2 separate regions of the Homo sapiens genome follow, and region 1 is linked to region 2. Evidence: read pairs that join two places in POLR2A ChIA-PET (ENCODE). Cell type or tissue: IMR-90. All regions are shown on one strand. Each heading gives the region's core, and the rest is flanking DNA. Links, peaks and the distances in the headings are about the cores only. Region 1 overlaps MUSK (muscle associated receptor tyrosine kinase). Region 2 has its middle 160 kb from the start of MUSK.

The links. ChIA-PET counts read pairs that join two places held together with the same protein. Peaks named below come from ENCODE experiments on the same cell type or tissue, not always from the same donor. Only the 100,000 strongest peaks of a DNase experiment are listed, where the experiment ranks them.
Region 1: POLR2A ChIA-PET joins it to region 2 with 13 read pairs; 3 of 35 experiments call an interaction of 5 or more read pairs at or near these places.

Annotation. Positions count from the first base shown.
Region 1 is chr9:110,716,731-110,724,726 of GRCh38, forward strand. The region is part of intron 5 of MUSK (muscle associated receptor tyrosine kinase); the gene reads left to right. Among named protein-coding and RNA genes, the nearest start is that of MUSK, 52 kb to the left of the region's middle. In IMR-90, for the core only: no CTCF peak of the experiment used is centred there; no DNase peak of the experiment used is centred there.
Region 2 is chr9:110,827,083-110,835,078 of GRCh38, forward strand. No RefSeq gene overlaps it. Among named protein-coding and RNA genes, the nearest start is that of MUSK, 160 kb to the left of the region's middle. In IMR-90, for the core only: no CTCF peak of the experiment used is centred there; no DNase peak of the experiment used is centred there; H3K27ac peaks cover 279 bases.

The sequences.
Region 1 (7,996 bases), core at 3,048-5,547, 110 kb before region 2:
GCCTTAGCAGCTTTTCTTATATCTTCTCTTAATTCTATAAGTTTAGGCTTTATATGTTTTGAAATTATATTGTTAAGTGCATACACATTAATTATTGTTGTAATTCCTCCTCTGCAGATTGCATTTTTAACCTTTGGATGATGTTCCTCTTCATCCCTTTTTTATAATACCTTTTAGCATAATTCTGTATTGTTTGATATTAATATCATTACCACATTTTTCCTTTGTTTTGTGTTTTCCTGTGCTCTTTGTTTGGTATTCTTCTATCCCTTTCTTCCAACCTCCCCACAATCTTGTAAGCAGAATATAGATAAATACTTTTGTAATTCAATCCAAAAGACTTTATTTTTAGTAGATAAGTGTAGGTCTTTGTATTTATTCTGAAAATTTATTTCTATTATTCTTTAGACGATTTCTATCATGTATTATGCTGTTTCTTTTCTCTGCTTCTTTTTTTAATTCCTTTTCTGTTTTCTGGTAGATCATTATATATTTTTTTAATTCTCCACTTTAACCCACACCACAACCACTTTGCTGATTTTGAAATTGTGGATCACAATGTTATATTTCAGTGATTACTTTTACATTTTAATATACATATATGATGCTATAATTCTAACAGTTTAAGATCATGTAGGATCTTCTCCAGTCTCTTTAACTAAAGCAAGCATCTTATCATTCTTTAAAATCTTATCTAACAGCACCTTCCCTCATCCTCTGTCACTTTCCTTGGCATTATCCAAAATTTTATTTATCTTAAAACACTGAATTATTTTATGGTCCATAAATAGTTCTATCAATATATGCCACCAATTGCTGTGTTCATCATTCAATTTTCATGTGCCTTTTTTCTTCTGTTTCCAATTTCTTATTTCTGAAACATATTATTCATTAGTTCATTCAATTAGATCTGTGAGCAGATATCTTTGTCTTTGTCTTTGTATGTTTGAAAATGCCACTATTTTACCCTGATCATTCAGGTGAACATTGAAATCTAAGTTGACAGATATTTTCCCTCAGTGTTGTCCTATGTCTTCTTACATCAATTGATGAGAAGTGTTCTGTCATTGTAACTATAATTCTTTGGTAGGTAACAGAGTTCTTCTATCTGGTCTTTTTACCTTTGATTACCAGTACTTTTACCATAATTTGTCATAGAATCTGTATTAGTTATCTGTTTCTCTGTAACGAATTACACAGAAACTCAATGTTTTAAAACAATAAACGATTATCACTTCATAGTTTCTATAACTCAGGAAGTACAGAGTGACTTTCCCAGGCCAATGTATGGATTATGTTTGCAGTAAAGATGTTGGCCACTTCTGCAGTCATCTGAAAGCTTGAATGGGCTGAAGGATCTAATTCAAATGTGGTTGACTCATAAGTTGGTATAAATTGATGCTGGCCAGTGCAGAGCCTCCCTTTGTCCCCATGTGGGTCTCTCCTCAGGCTGCTTGAGTGTCCCCACACTATGGTGCCTTCCTTCCCTAAGAGTAGATGATCTAATAGAGAACAAGGAGGAGTTAGTAATGTTTTTCATGGTCTAGCTTCAAAAGCCACACACAGTCACTTCTGCCACATCCTATTTGTTAGAAGTGAGTCTAAGTCCAGCCTACTTCCAAGGAGAGCAGAGGAACTATACTCTACTTTTCCAAGGGAGAATTTGTGGACAGGTTTTAAAACTACAATAGTGTCAATGCAAAATGCACCAGAAAGTCTCAGTAACAGAATCACACAAGCAGAAGAAAGAACTTCAGAGCTTGAAGACAAGGCTTGAACTAACCAAATCCATCAAAGACAAAGAAAAAATAATTTTTAAAAATGGACAAAGCCTCCAAGAAGTTTAGGACTATGTTAAAAGTCAAAACCTAAGAATAGTTGGAAGGAAGAAGAGAAAGAAGATAAATCTAAAAGTCTGGAAAACATATTTGAGGAAATAATCAAGGAAAACTTCCCTGGCCTCGCTAGAGATCTAGACATCCGAATACAAGAAGCTCAAAGAACACCTGGGAAATTCATTGCAAAAAAATCATTGCCTAGACACATAGTTATCAGGTTATCTAGAATCAAGACAAAGAAAAGAATCTTGAGAGCTGTGAGGCAAAAGCATCAGGCATCTTATAAAGGAAAATCTATCAGAGTAACAGCAGATTTCTCAGCAGAAACCCTACAAGCTAGAAGAAATTGGGGTCCTATTTTTAGCCTCCTAAAACAAAGCAATTATCAGCCAAGAATTTTGTATCCAGTAAAACTAAGCTTCATAAATGAAGGAAAGATACAGTCTTTCCAGACAAATGCTGAATTAGCCACCACAAAGCCAGCACTACAATCTCAAATGAACTCTAAATCTTGAAACAGATTCTGGAAATACACCAAAATAGAACCTCTTTAAAGTTTACATCTCACAGGACCTATATAACAGTAACACAATGAAAACAACAACAACAACAACAACAAGGTATTCAGGCAACAAATAGCACAATGAATAGAATAGTACCTCTCATCTCAATACTAACGTGGAATGTAAATGGCCTAAGTGCTCCACTTAAAAGATACAGAATAGCAGAATGGATAAGAATTTCACCAACCAAGTTTCTACTGTCTTCAAGAGACTCACCTAACACATAAGGACTAACATAAACTTAAGGTAAAGGGGTAGAAAAACATATTCCATACAAACAGACACCAAAAGCGAGCAGGAGTCGCTATTCTTATATCAGACAAAACAAACTATAGAGCAATAGCAGTTAAGAAAGACAAAGAGGGAGATTATATAATGATAAAAACACTAGTTCAACAGGAAAATATCACAATCCTAAATATATATACACCTTAACACTGGAGCTCCCAAATTTATAAAACAATTATTACTAGACCTTAAAAATAAGATAGATGGCAACACACTAACAGTGAGGGACTTTAATACTACACTGATAGCACTAGACAGATCATCAGGACAGAAAGTCAACAAATAAACAATGGAATTAAACTATACCCTACAACAAATGGACCTAACAGATATTTACAGAACATTCTACCCAACAAATGCAGAATATACATTGTAATCATCAGCACATGGAACATTCTCCAAGACAGACCATATGATAGGCCACAAAACAAGTCTCAGTGAATTTGAGAAAATAGAAATTATATCAAATATTCTCTCACACCACAGTGAAATAAAACTGGAAATCAACTCCAAAAGGAACCCTCAAAACCATGAAAATACATGGAAATTAAATGACCTGCTCCTGAATGATTGTTGGGTCAACAATGAAGTCAAGATGGAAATTTAAAAATTATTTGGACTGAACGATAATAGTAACAAATAGTGAGACAACCTATCAAAACCTCTGGGATACAGCAAAAACGGTACTAAGAGGAAAATTCATAGCATTATCTGAAAAAGCACATATAGACAATCCAAGGCCACACCTCCAATTCTCCATGCAATTGGTGAAACAAGAACAATCTAAACACAAATGCAGAAGAAGAAAAGAAATATAAAAGATGAGAGCAGAACTAAATGAAATTGAAATGGAAAAAAATACAAAAGATAAATGAAACAAAAAGCTGGTTCTTTGAAAAGATAAATAAAATCGATAGACCATTAGCTAGATTAACCAAGAAAAGAAGACAGAAAATTCAAATAAGCTTTATTAGAAATGAAATGGAAGGTATTACAACTGATATCACAGAAATATGAAACATTATTCAAGGCTAATATGAACACCTTTATGGACATAAACTAGAAAACCTAGAGGAGATGGATAAACTCCTGGAAGTATACAACCCTCCTAGATTAAACCAGGAAGATGTAGAAACTCTGAGCAGACCAATAACAAGCAGAAAGATTGAAATGGTAATTTTAAAATTGCCAAGAAAAAGCAGTCCAGGACCAGACAGATTCATAGCTGAATTGTATCAGACATTCAAAGAAGAATTGGTACCAATCCTATTGACACTATTCCACAAGATAGACAAAGAGGGAATCCTCCCTAAATTATTCTATGAAGGCAGTATCACCCTAATACTAAACCAGGAAAGAGCATAACCAAAAAAGAAAACTACAGACCAATACACCTGATGAACACAGATGCAAAAATTCTCAACAAAGTACTAGTGAACTGAATCCAACAACATACCAAAAATATAATCTACCATGATCAAGTGGGTTTCATACCAGGGATGCAGGGATGGTTTAACATATGTAACTCAATAAATGTGATACACCACATAAACAGAATCAAAAACAAAAATCACGATCATCTCAGTAGACACAGAAAAAGCATTTGACAAAATTAAGCATCCCATTATGATTAAAACCCTCAGCAAAATCAGCATAGAAAAGACATACCTTAAGGTAATAAAAGCCATCTATGACAAACCCACAGCCAACGTTATACTGAATGGGGAAAAGCTGAAAGTGTTACCCCTGAGAACTGAAACAAGACAAGGATGCCCACTTTCACCACTTCTATTCAACATAGTACTGGAAGTCCTAGCCAGAGCAATCAGACAAGAGAAAGAAATAAAGGGCATCCAAATCAGTAAAGAGGAAGTCAGAATGTCACTGTTTGCTGATGATATAATCTTATACCTAGAAAACCCTAAAGACTCATCCAAAAAACTCTTAGAACTGGTAGATGAATTCAGCAAAGTTTCAGGATACAAAATTAATGTACACAAATCAGTAGTTCTCCTATACAGCAACAGTGACCAAGCTGAAAATCAAATCAAGAACTCAACTGCTTTTACAATAGCTACAAAAATAAAATAAAATACTTAAGAATATATCTAACCAAGGAGGTGAAAGACCTCTACAAGGAAAACTACAAAATACTGCTGAAAGAAATCATAGATGGCACAAAGAAATGGAAACACATCCCGTGCTCATAGATAGGTAGAATCAATATTGTGAAAATGACCATACTGCCTAAAGCAATCTATAATTCAATGCAATTCCCATGGAAATACCACGATTACTCTTTACAGAACTAGAAAAAGCAATCCTAAAATTCATATGGAACCTAAAAAGAGCCCACATGGCCAAAGCAAGACTAAGCAAAAAGAACAAATCTGGATGCATTACCTTACCCAACTTCAAACCATACTACAACGCCACAGACACCAAAACAGCATGGTACTGGTATAAAAATGGGCACAGAGATCAGTGGAACTGAATTGTGAACCCAGAAATGAAGCCAAATACTTACAGTTAACCGATCTTTGACAAAGCAAACAAAAGTATAAAGTGGGGAAAGGACACCCTATTCAATAAATGGTGCTGGGATAATTGGCAAGCCACATGTAGAAGAATGAAACTGGATCCTCACCTCTCACCTTTTACAAAAATCAACTCAAGATAGATCAAGGACTTAAATTGAAGACCTGGAACCATAAAAATTCTAGAAGATAACATCAGAAAAACTCTTCTAGACATTGGCTTAGGCAAAGACTTCATAACCAAGAACTAAAAGCAAATGCAACAAAAACAAAGAAAAATAGATGGGACTTGGCCGGGTGCATTGGCTCATGCCTGTAATCCCTGCACTTTGGGAGGCCAAGGCTGGCAGATCACTTAAGGTCAGGAGTTGAAGACCAGCCTGGCCAATATGGTGAAACCCCATCTCTACTAAAAATACAAAAATTAGCTGGGTGTGGTGGTACGTGCCTGTAGTCTCAGCTGCCCTGGAGGCTGAGGCAGAGGAATCACTTGAAACTGGGAGGTGGAGGTTGCAGTGATCCTAGATAGTGCAACTGCACTCCAGCCTGGGCAACAGAGCGAGACACCATCATGGGAAGAAAAAAAAAAACATGGGACTTAATTAAACTAAAAAGCTTCTGTACAGCAAAAGAAATAATCAGCAGAGTTAACAGACAACCCCCAGAGTGGGAGAAAATTTTGCAAATAATGGATCTGACCAAGGAGTAATATTCAGAATCTACAAAGAACTGAAACAGCAAGAAAAAAAAAATCCCATCAAAAAGTGGGCTAAGGACATGAACAGACAATCTCAAAAGAAGATATACAAATGGCCAACAAGCATGGAAAAATGCTCCACATCACTAATTATCAGGGAAATGCAAATCAAAACCACAACGTGATATCACCTTACTCCTGCAAGAATGGCTATAATAAAAAATAATAGATGTTGGCATGGGATGTGGTGAAAAGGGAACACTTTTATATTGTTGTTGGGAACGTAAACTAGTACAACCACTATGGAAAACAGTGTGGTGATTCTTTAAAGAACTAAAAGTAGATCTACCATTTGATCCAGCAATCCCACTACTAGGCATGTACCCAGAGGAAAAGAAGTGATTATACAAAAAAGATACCTGCACATGCATGTTCATAGCAGCACAATTTGCAATTGCAAAAATATAGAACCAGCCCAAATGCTCATCAATCAACCAGTGGATAAAGAAAATGTGAGACATATAAATACACACACATACATACATATACACACACACCATGGAATACTACTACATATACATACACACACACACACACACACACACACACATACATACCATGGAATACTACTTATCCATAAAAAGGAATGAAATAATGGCATTCACAGCAACCTGGTTGGAATTGGAGATCATTATTCTAAGTGAAGTAACTCAGGAATGGAAAACCAAACATTGTATGTTTTCATGCATAAGTGGGAGCTAAGATAATGAGGATGCAAAGGCATAAGAACGACACATTAGACTTTGGGGACTCAGGGGAAAAGAGTGGAAGGGGGATGAGGGATAAAAGACTATATATTACGTACAGTTTACCCTGCTCAGGTGATGGGTGCACCAAAATCTCAGAAATGAAAAAATTTTAAAAACTACAACAATGTCAAATTGTTTGTATTAATCCTCCTATGCAATCCCAGTGCCACTTGAAAGGCAGTCTTCAAGTACTTCTGAAAAATACTCATCCCCAAAACACAGGCAAAAAATTTTGATTCAGTAACCTAAATTGTGTGTCTGGCATTTAATTGTTTGTTTGTTTGCTTGCTTAAACTTCATAAGTGATTCAATGAATTTCGAGTTTTAAAAGCCACCACTTTAACTGATCTGGGGTTTCATGTATTGCTTCAAGCCTAGAAAATCTCCACCACTATGTCTTCAAATATAACCTCTCTGCTCTTCCTTCTCTTCTCTACTGCTCACACTCCTGTAAGCATATATTAGAGCTCTAAATCTGTTCTTCCCATCTTTTAGTTAATCTTTCACATTTCTGTCCATCTTTCTCTCTGGCCTCAGGGCTGTATGATGGCTTAAGTGCCATCTTCTGATTCATTAATTCTTCACTTGACCTTGTCCAAGCTTGAGTTTATCATATCTTTTGTGTCTCTGCTTGTTATTATCAATTTCTAGCATTTCTACTATTATATGTATTTCAATTTTGCCTGTTTGTTTTATAATTTATTTTTATACATATACTATTATTTAAGGTTCTTAAACTCCTTTTGAACTTCTTTGTTTTCTTCCAGAGTAAATTAATCCCCCAGTTACTGAATTCATTAAGTTGAAAGTCAATTTATTATTGCTTAGCAATTGTTTTCCTAATGTGCTTTGAAATTATGATTTGCCACTGTAAATCTTATCATCATCTCTCTGAAATGATTTATTCCTTTTCCAGTAATTTTGGGGGTTGCCCTCTACTTCCTTCATTCATATAAGATATTTCAGGGAGCAATTTTAGGACTCTATTCTGTAATGTTTTGACATTCAATCCAGACCCAGTCACTAAACCGTCAAAAGCATAACACATGTTCTGACTACGATACTATGACTGCTTTGGTTTCAAGCAGCGAGCCTCCAATCCCCCATCTCATATAGTACACTTCTAGAGAAATCAAACTTCAAGCCCCTTTCTCTGTTTATAGAATTGGAACTCAGCAGTGACTACTTATCTGTTGTGTTTTGTCTACTTTCTTATACACTGAGATATTCATCTTGTTTTTTAATATGGCTTTGTCTTTTTAGG
Region 2 (7,996 bases), core at 2,802-5,301:
GTATGCTGAGCGCAGCTCCCCTGGGCCCACTTTTCTTTCTCTATACTTTTGTCTCTGTGTCTCTTTCTTTTCTCAAGTCTCTCATTCCACCTGACGAGAAACTCCCACAGGTGTGGAGGGGCAGGCTACCCCTTCATACTGCCTTCACAGCACCCATTGTATTCGTCCATTTTCACGCTGCTGATAAAGAAATACCTGAGACCGGGCACTTTACAGAAGAAAGAGGTTTAATGGACTTACAGTTCCACATGACTGGGGAGTCCTCACAATCATGGCCGAAGGCAAGAAGGAGCAAGTCATGTCTCGCATGGATGGCAGCAGGCAAAAAGAGGGAGAGCTTGTGCAGGGGAACTCTTTATAAAACCATCAGATTTCATGAGACTTATTCACTGTCACGAGAACAGTATGAAGGAAAGTGCCCCCATGATTCAATTATCTCCCACTGGGTCCCTCCCACAACACGTGGGAATTATGGGAGTATAATTCAAGATGAGATTCGGGTGGGGACAGAGAGCCAAAACATATCACCCACCATTAATGAAATTATCTTGTTTATATCATTGTGCTCATGTTTATTGTTTGTTTCCTCTACTAGAATGAAAGCACCACTGGATCAGGGACCTTGTCCATATTATTCACTAGTGTTTCTCTAGCATCTGCAACAATGCCTAGCCATTAGCAGGTAATTAGGAAGCATTTGTTGAATAAATTAAATTTGAATAAATTAAATTTGAATGAATTAAAAATGAATAAATGGGTTGGTGGAAGGAATAATTGGAATGAAGATTGGTATTAGGATAGATGATCAAAGAATTTACTAATTGATATGCCCCAGACACGGACAGATTAGAAAGACTGTCATCCATAGAAGGCCTGGAGGCCCCCTCTTGCCAGATGACATTTTAGTGGACCCAAGGAAGACCCAGAGGATCCCTGAAATATTTCAACATTTTAACAACTGGTCTGTCCCCCAGTGCATACCATTTAAACACCACTCTGCTGGCTAGGACAACCATGTAATGTGCTATGGTAACAAAGTTTCACAGACTGGACAAATACATGAAATGGCTCATTTTTGAGTGCTCGGTAACATCATCTTAGTGCCCGCAAATCACGTATCTGAGGCTATGTAAAAATAAGACTGATCAGCTCGAATGTCAAGCTCTCAGGCATCTTTCTTTGCTTTGTGGGACTGAAATCATTTAAGGAAAGGAATGAGATCACTTACACTTTCTAAAGACTGAGGGACGCCCTGAGCTTCCCAGTTCTCCTACCCACATTTCTCTGAAGTCAGTGAGGCACTACTTCTGCTTGGCAACAAAGAATCTGCCTTCTCTTATTTCCCAAAGTCCCCCTTTTTTTTTGCCAAGATAATCTTTCCCAGACAGAGGCATTCAGGAGAAATAGAAGTCTCATGTCCCAAGAAATGGGGAAGGGAGGCGGGAAATCACACAGAAAAGGCCCTGGCGGTGCTTAGTCAAATGAGTTCAGCATTTGGATAGGGACCAGCAGCTGACACACATATGAGAAGATTAGGAGAGTATGTGTACTGAATAGTTCACCAAAACCAAAGAAATTAAAATTGTAAGGCTGTGGGAAAAAATACTAGTTATGAGAATAAAGCAATTAATTTTCCTTACAAAATATCTGTTAACCACAATTGGCAAATTAACTAATCCCCAAAATAATCAACACTATAAAACTTCACTCGGTTGTTTGAGAAAGGAGAAAGCCTGTTAATCAGAGCCAATTTTTAATGGCTGATTTTTCTAAAGCCCTTTTAGTGCTCAAATAAGGGTAACTACTAAGAGTCTTTTGGAAAACTACTATCAGGAATGAATGAGAAACATTCTTAATGACTTTAGATTGCTATATTCATTAGTTGCTAGCATACTTAAAAGTAGATTATTATTATTGTATTAAGTATCCTGTCTTGTTTCTTAGAAATATTTTCTCCACACATGTTAATATTTAAAAAATCAGTCCATGCAATGATGTGATGATTAGAACCATAAATAGTTTGGACACTAGTTAATGAAGCTTTTCATTTTTAGGAAAACAGCAGAATTATCTCAGAAAGGCTATCAGTGCATAGCTTTTAACTCTACCTCCTGCTGTCCAGGGATGTTAAACATTGGTAAACAGAAAGTGAACATGGAGGAAAGATTTTCTGATTGATGAGGGCAAGTCTTTCAAAAAGCATCCAATTTAAAAGATATCCTTTTCCTGGCGGAAAACCAAAGAAGTCTCTAACCCTCTCCCACCACAATGTCAGTAATTTTTTAGATGGCATTTTTCCTCAGAATAATTAACATTATACAGCAGACAGAATTCTATCAACCCTACAATTCACAGATAGCAAAAAATAACCCTCCAAAAGCCAGAATAATGGAAAACATGGATGAAATCATAAAGTCACAGTAAGAATTTCCATAGAGAGTAAACTGATTCCGTTGCAAGCCAGGGAGTTCTGTAAAATTATCTTGTGTTGTCTAAAATAGAGAAGTAACTAAGATAGGATATTCCATGCAACATGTTGTCCAGGGTAGAACAGACTAGTAGTGATCACTCCAGGCTCAAGATTTAACCAATAACCTAGTAATAAGGATGGGTAACTAACAATAGAAACACACCGCAGAGGTGGCGGCGCCTGTAATCCCAGCTACTCAGGAGGCTGAGGCAGAGAATTGCTTGAACCCAGGAGGCGGAGCTTGCAGTGTGCGGAGATCGCGCCACTGCACTCCAGCCTGGGCGACAGATTGAGACTCCGTCTAAGACAAAAAAAAAAAAAAAAAAAAAAAAAAAAAGGAACACACCAGGAGAAAACCGTCTCCCTTCTGGCTCCGCCATCCGCTGAGAGCTACTTCCACTCAATAAACTTTGCACTCATTCTCCAAGCCCACGTGTGATCTGATTCTTCGGGTACACCAGGCAAGAACCCAGGATACAGAAAACCCTGTGTCCTTGTGACAGGGTAGAGGGTCTAATTGAGCTGGTTAACACAAGCCACCTATATGCACATGGAAAGGGGTGGTGGTAGTTGTGATGACGAAGGTTACTAAACACAAGCGCTTTACTTTACTCCTTAGTTTGGGTTGACTCATTGAAGGGGGAAATGTTCCCTTGTCCCTCCCACAGGGCATGCGATGTGGGTGTGGCTCGCTTCTTGAGTGCCCTGCTGCTCAGACCTCTAGAGGAGCACACACACTGGCAGGCCGTGGGGTTCCGATCCCACGGCAGTGTCTAGGGGTGAATGTGTAGGCTCCTGAAGCCCCAGTAGGCCTGTGTTACAGGGTGCTCTCTTAGTTTGCCGTCTATAGGTGGCTTGTGTTAACCAGCTCAATTAGACCCTCTACCCTGTCACAAGGACACAGGGCTTTCTGTATCCTGGGTTCTGGCCTGGTGTACCCGAAGAATCAGATCACACGTGGGCTTGGAGAATGAGTGCAAAGCTTTATTGAGTGGAAGTAGCTCTCAGCGGATGGGGGAGCCAGAAGGGAGATGGTTTTCTCCTGGAGTTGAGGGGCTCGGGGGCCGCTCTCCTCCGACTGCCCACCGAACTCCACTGGTCCCACCGGTGGATGCCCGGCCGGCGGGCCGGTGCCTGTGTCTGTTCTATATGCTCTTCTGCCGACGTGCTCCTCTCAACGTCCTCTCAACGACCAGCCGCTTGCGTCTTCTTCCTCCAATGTGCTCCTCAGGACGTCCTGCCGCTTGTGTCTCTGCCTTGCTAGGGTCTCATGTTTTTATAGGCCCAGGATGGGGGCGTGACGGGCCAGGGTGGTCTTGGAAAATGCAACATTAGGGCAAGAAGGCAGAAGTGCTAGTACTCACCTAGGTCTGCGGGGATGGAGCCCTAACCAGGGGCCACCCCCGTCTCTACCCAGCACATCTGTTCCCCCATTCCTTATCATTTAAAGGGACCACACTCTTACCTTTCCAGCACTCCTGTATCATCATTGTTTTATAAAATCACAAGCTGAATCATTTGTTATTATAAGCCAAGAAACCTGAAATGAGACCCAGCTGGTTTGCATCCTTAGTATCCTAGGGCAGAGACTGGTAGCCCCAAACCAGAATGATGCTTGAATAAATCCTATTTCTCTTTTAAGTACTCCACACCAAAACGAGTAAAAAAGCTCCTTTCTAACACTTACCCTAATTATGGGGCGGGGTGGGGGGAGGGCAGAGGTCAGTAATTTATTCTGAGAATGAATGGAATTGACCAATGGAATTTATTTTGGAATCAATGGCATCAAAGAAAAAAAGGTTTTAAAAGTCACTAATCTCTATATTGAAGCAGTAGTTTTAGACACTTTAGTGATAAAATGCCAGATACAGCTTATTGCTAAGCAAGTATGAACAAAGCCCAAAACTAAGATCAGACACCTGGGAGAAGACAGACAGAATGGCAAAGTGTAAACGTTGGCCAAACTGAGGACAGGCTGAAGCTGAAAATTGGGAGCTCAGAACACCAAATGACTACACAGGGAGCCTAAACACCAGGGTCAAAGAGGAACATAGGTAGTCAAGGACGTAGAATTTGGAAGAATATATGATGGGTATCCATGGCAAAAAAAAATATGAACAGACAAGTACAGGTAAACAGAACCACAGGGGACAAAGACATGAAGCTGAAGGACTAAGCTCTTGACACTTCTCTTATCCTGGTTCTAATCCTGTTTCAAAGCCCAGTTGTAACTCTGCTATTGGATTGCCTATGATACTTCTGCATTCTTGTAGTAAACTCTCCAACCCCTCTTCTTTGTTGTTTCCTGTTAATTGTAACCAAATAATTTTTATTAACATAGCATTTGTACATTACAAAGATGTGGAAGCATATTGCCAAGTAGTTCTCCAGAAAGTACATGGGATTCATTTACCCAATGACAGGTGCCTGTTTCCCTCCATTTTTACTAACTTGATGTTTTCATTCTTTCAATTCTTTACAAATTCTTTTTTATATTCTAATAACTGGTGTACTCAGAAATAGCACACTGTCTTTGCCACAGAAATATAGAAAGGATGGATACTACCAAGAGATCTGGACTCAGAGAACAGGGGCTCCTATTGATATAAATTTGGATTCTCTTCCATTGGAAAAAATGATGAGATCATTTATGGCTAAATATGGAACAGTAAGATCATGCTAAGCAAGGGGATCTTTGAATGAATGGACAGAAGGATGGATAAGTTTGTGCTGCATCATAGTTGAAAAGGAGCAGAGCATGGTAGATACCTTTTAGGTCTGAAGGAAACTGCCCAACCCATAAAGATTTCTTGAGGATCCCACTGGTGTCCAAAGCTGATCCATCTAAAGGACACCTAATCTACCACAATGTATTAATCATAACTTTACATAATAAGATGAGGTTTAAGAATTATAATGGAGGAAATTATCATTTTATAGAACTGACTACACTGCTAGCCAATGAGTAACTGAAGATTATGAAACATCAAAGAGTTCAGGTGAGTAGGTAGTTAAAAATAAATAGGTACCATTCAATATATTCTAAATAAAGCTTGTTAAAATATATATATTATGTTACTCTCAAAGTTACAAAAAATCTGGGAATGATCCCACTGGTGAGCATGAAAATAAATGTGTAAGAAGTATATAATTAGCAACAGCAACCCCAAAAAAGCCCCCTAAATTTTAATTATAAAAGTAAAAGTGGTTTAAATAGAGAAAGATGTCTTGAGATGGGATAATTGATATTATTAGATGTATGTTATTTCCTGAACATAATTAAAATTCAGCAAAGATATATCTAGAACTTGACAAAATATTCATCTGGAAGAAAAGCCTATGGGGCTTATAAAAGGTTGGATTAATGGGGGCACTTACCGAAACACATTTTAAAGATTACCATAAAGCTACAGTAATCAAAAAAGTGTAGTACTGGCAGTAGAATAAACAAGAAAAAGTCAGTTTTTAAAAACAGATTAATATGATAAATCTGAAAGGAATGAAGTGTGGTAAAGTTTACATTTCAAATCAGTGAGAACAAGATGGATTAGTGAATTATACTTGGGAAAAAATAAGTTAGAACCATTATATATCTGTCAAGGTCAATTGCAAAAACCCGGTGTATTCATTAGCTAGTTTAAGCAGAAGGAAATTTATTACATGGTACTAAAGGGCTTACGGAATCATTAAGAGAAATGGAAAAAAAAAAAAAAAAAGAAAAAAGAGACTATAGGCTGTACTTCCAGGAACAGCTCCCAAAGCCACATGGTAGGTCTGGGCTAGGAAAGTTGGTGCCAACTTGCTAAATTTCTTCTGCAGTGGCTAGGTCTGAAGCCACACTGCCCTTGCTAGTTTCTGCACAACTCATTTGCCAAATCAAATCTCACTCAAGTACATTTGATCCACAAAATCTAAGTCACATCAGCCACACTAGTTACACAGATGTATGGAAACTGCAGGTTTCAGTTTTCCAGCCTGTGCAGTGCAAGGAAGGGCATTAGAAGGAGGAGGACTAGATGGTGAGCTGACCAATTTACACAAACCAAAATAATCCCCAGATACCTTAAATATAAAGAACCAAATAATAAAATAGAACAAAATATAGATATGTTTAGGCATTTAAACTGATATTTTTTAGTATTTGAAGTATTACGCTATATGTTAGTATGGTGTGTAATAACATGCATTGGAAACACCCTGAAGTTATCAGTATATAATTGCTTGTTAATTATGGCACATCACAGGGACTGTCACTCATTCTTTAAAAGAATTAGAGGATATTTAATGATACGAAAAGATGTTCACAATAGATCACTGATTTTTAAAATCAGGTAATACAAGTTATGGGGTACAAACTCATTTTGTGAATTACTCCTGTAAATTGTGTTATATTCAGTACACATTAATAGATATATTACATGTAATATACATTTTAATTTATAACATGTAACGAAACACATAACACACACATATATTTCTGGGAAGAAAGAGAATGAGAGTGAGAAGGAAAAAGCCTATAAAAATGGTAACAGTGACTATTTCAGAACAATGTGGTTGTGGGATTATTTGATTTCTTGTTTGGCTTATAATTTCTTAAGCAGATACACAATAATAGAGTATCTCCTTTGTTACAAGAAGAGATTATTTTTAAAAAGCAAAAAACAAAAGAACGAGGAACCAATATAATTTAGAAAAAAAAAAGATTTTAAAAAAATTTTAGAAAAAAAGAAATTTTAAATCCTAAATGAATGTTACCCAACATTTTTAATGAAAGTTAACGTTTACTAGAAACTTGCTATTTGACAGCCACTGTTCTTAGTGCTTTAAATGTATTAATATATTTGTTTTTCATAACAACCCAAAAGGTAGACACTATTACTATTTTCATTTTACAATGAGGGAACACATAAGAGGTTACGTAAATTGCCTGACATCATACAACTAGCAAGTGGTTGAGCTTACTACACAACACTGTTATAAAACCCAAGCTTTCAATCACAACATTAAATATTATCAATATTAATATTCTTAGCTAATATTTTTTGGGCATCAACATATAATACAATGCAACCATTTTTAATTGTACAATGCAATGGCTTTTGGCATATTGACAGAGTTGTACATTAATCACCACAGTCAATTCTGGAACACTTTCATCACCCCAAAAAGAAATCCCACTTCCTTGAGCCCATCACCACCCCATCACTCCAGGCATCATACCAATACTTCACTTCCGTAATCTATTGTATTCTTGCAACAATGCTGTATGGTAGAAGTGAATAGCCCCACTATACAGATGAGAAAACTGAGGTAGAGAGAGGTCGAGAAACTTGCCTAAATTGTATAACTAGTAAACAGTAGAATTGGGACTTAAATTCAGGCAATCTGTCTTCAGAATACAGTCTCCTAACTACTCTGCTATGCCACCACTACATTATATTACAAAAATGAAAGTTCATGAATAAGTAGAAATTACTCCAGGAATATAAAGATTGTTCAATTTGAATATATCTAGCAAAATGACAT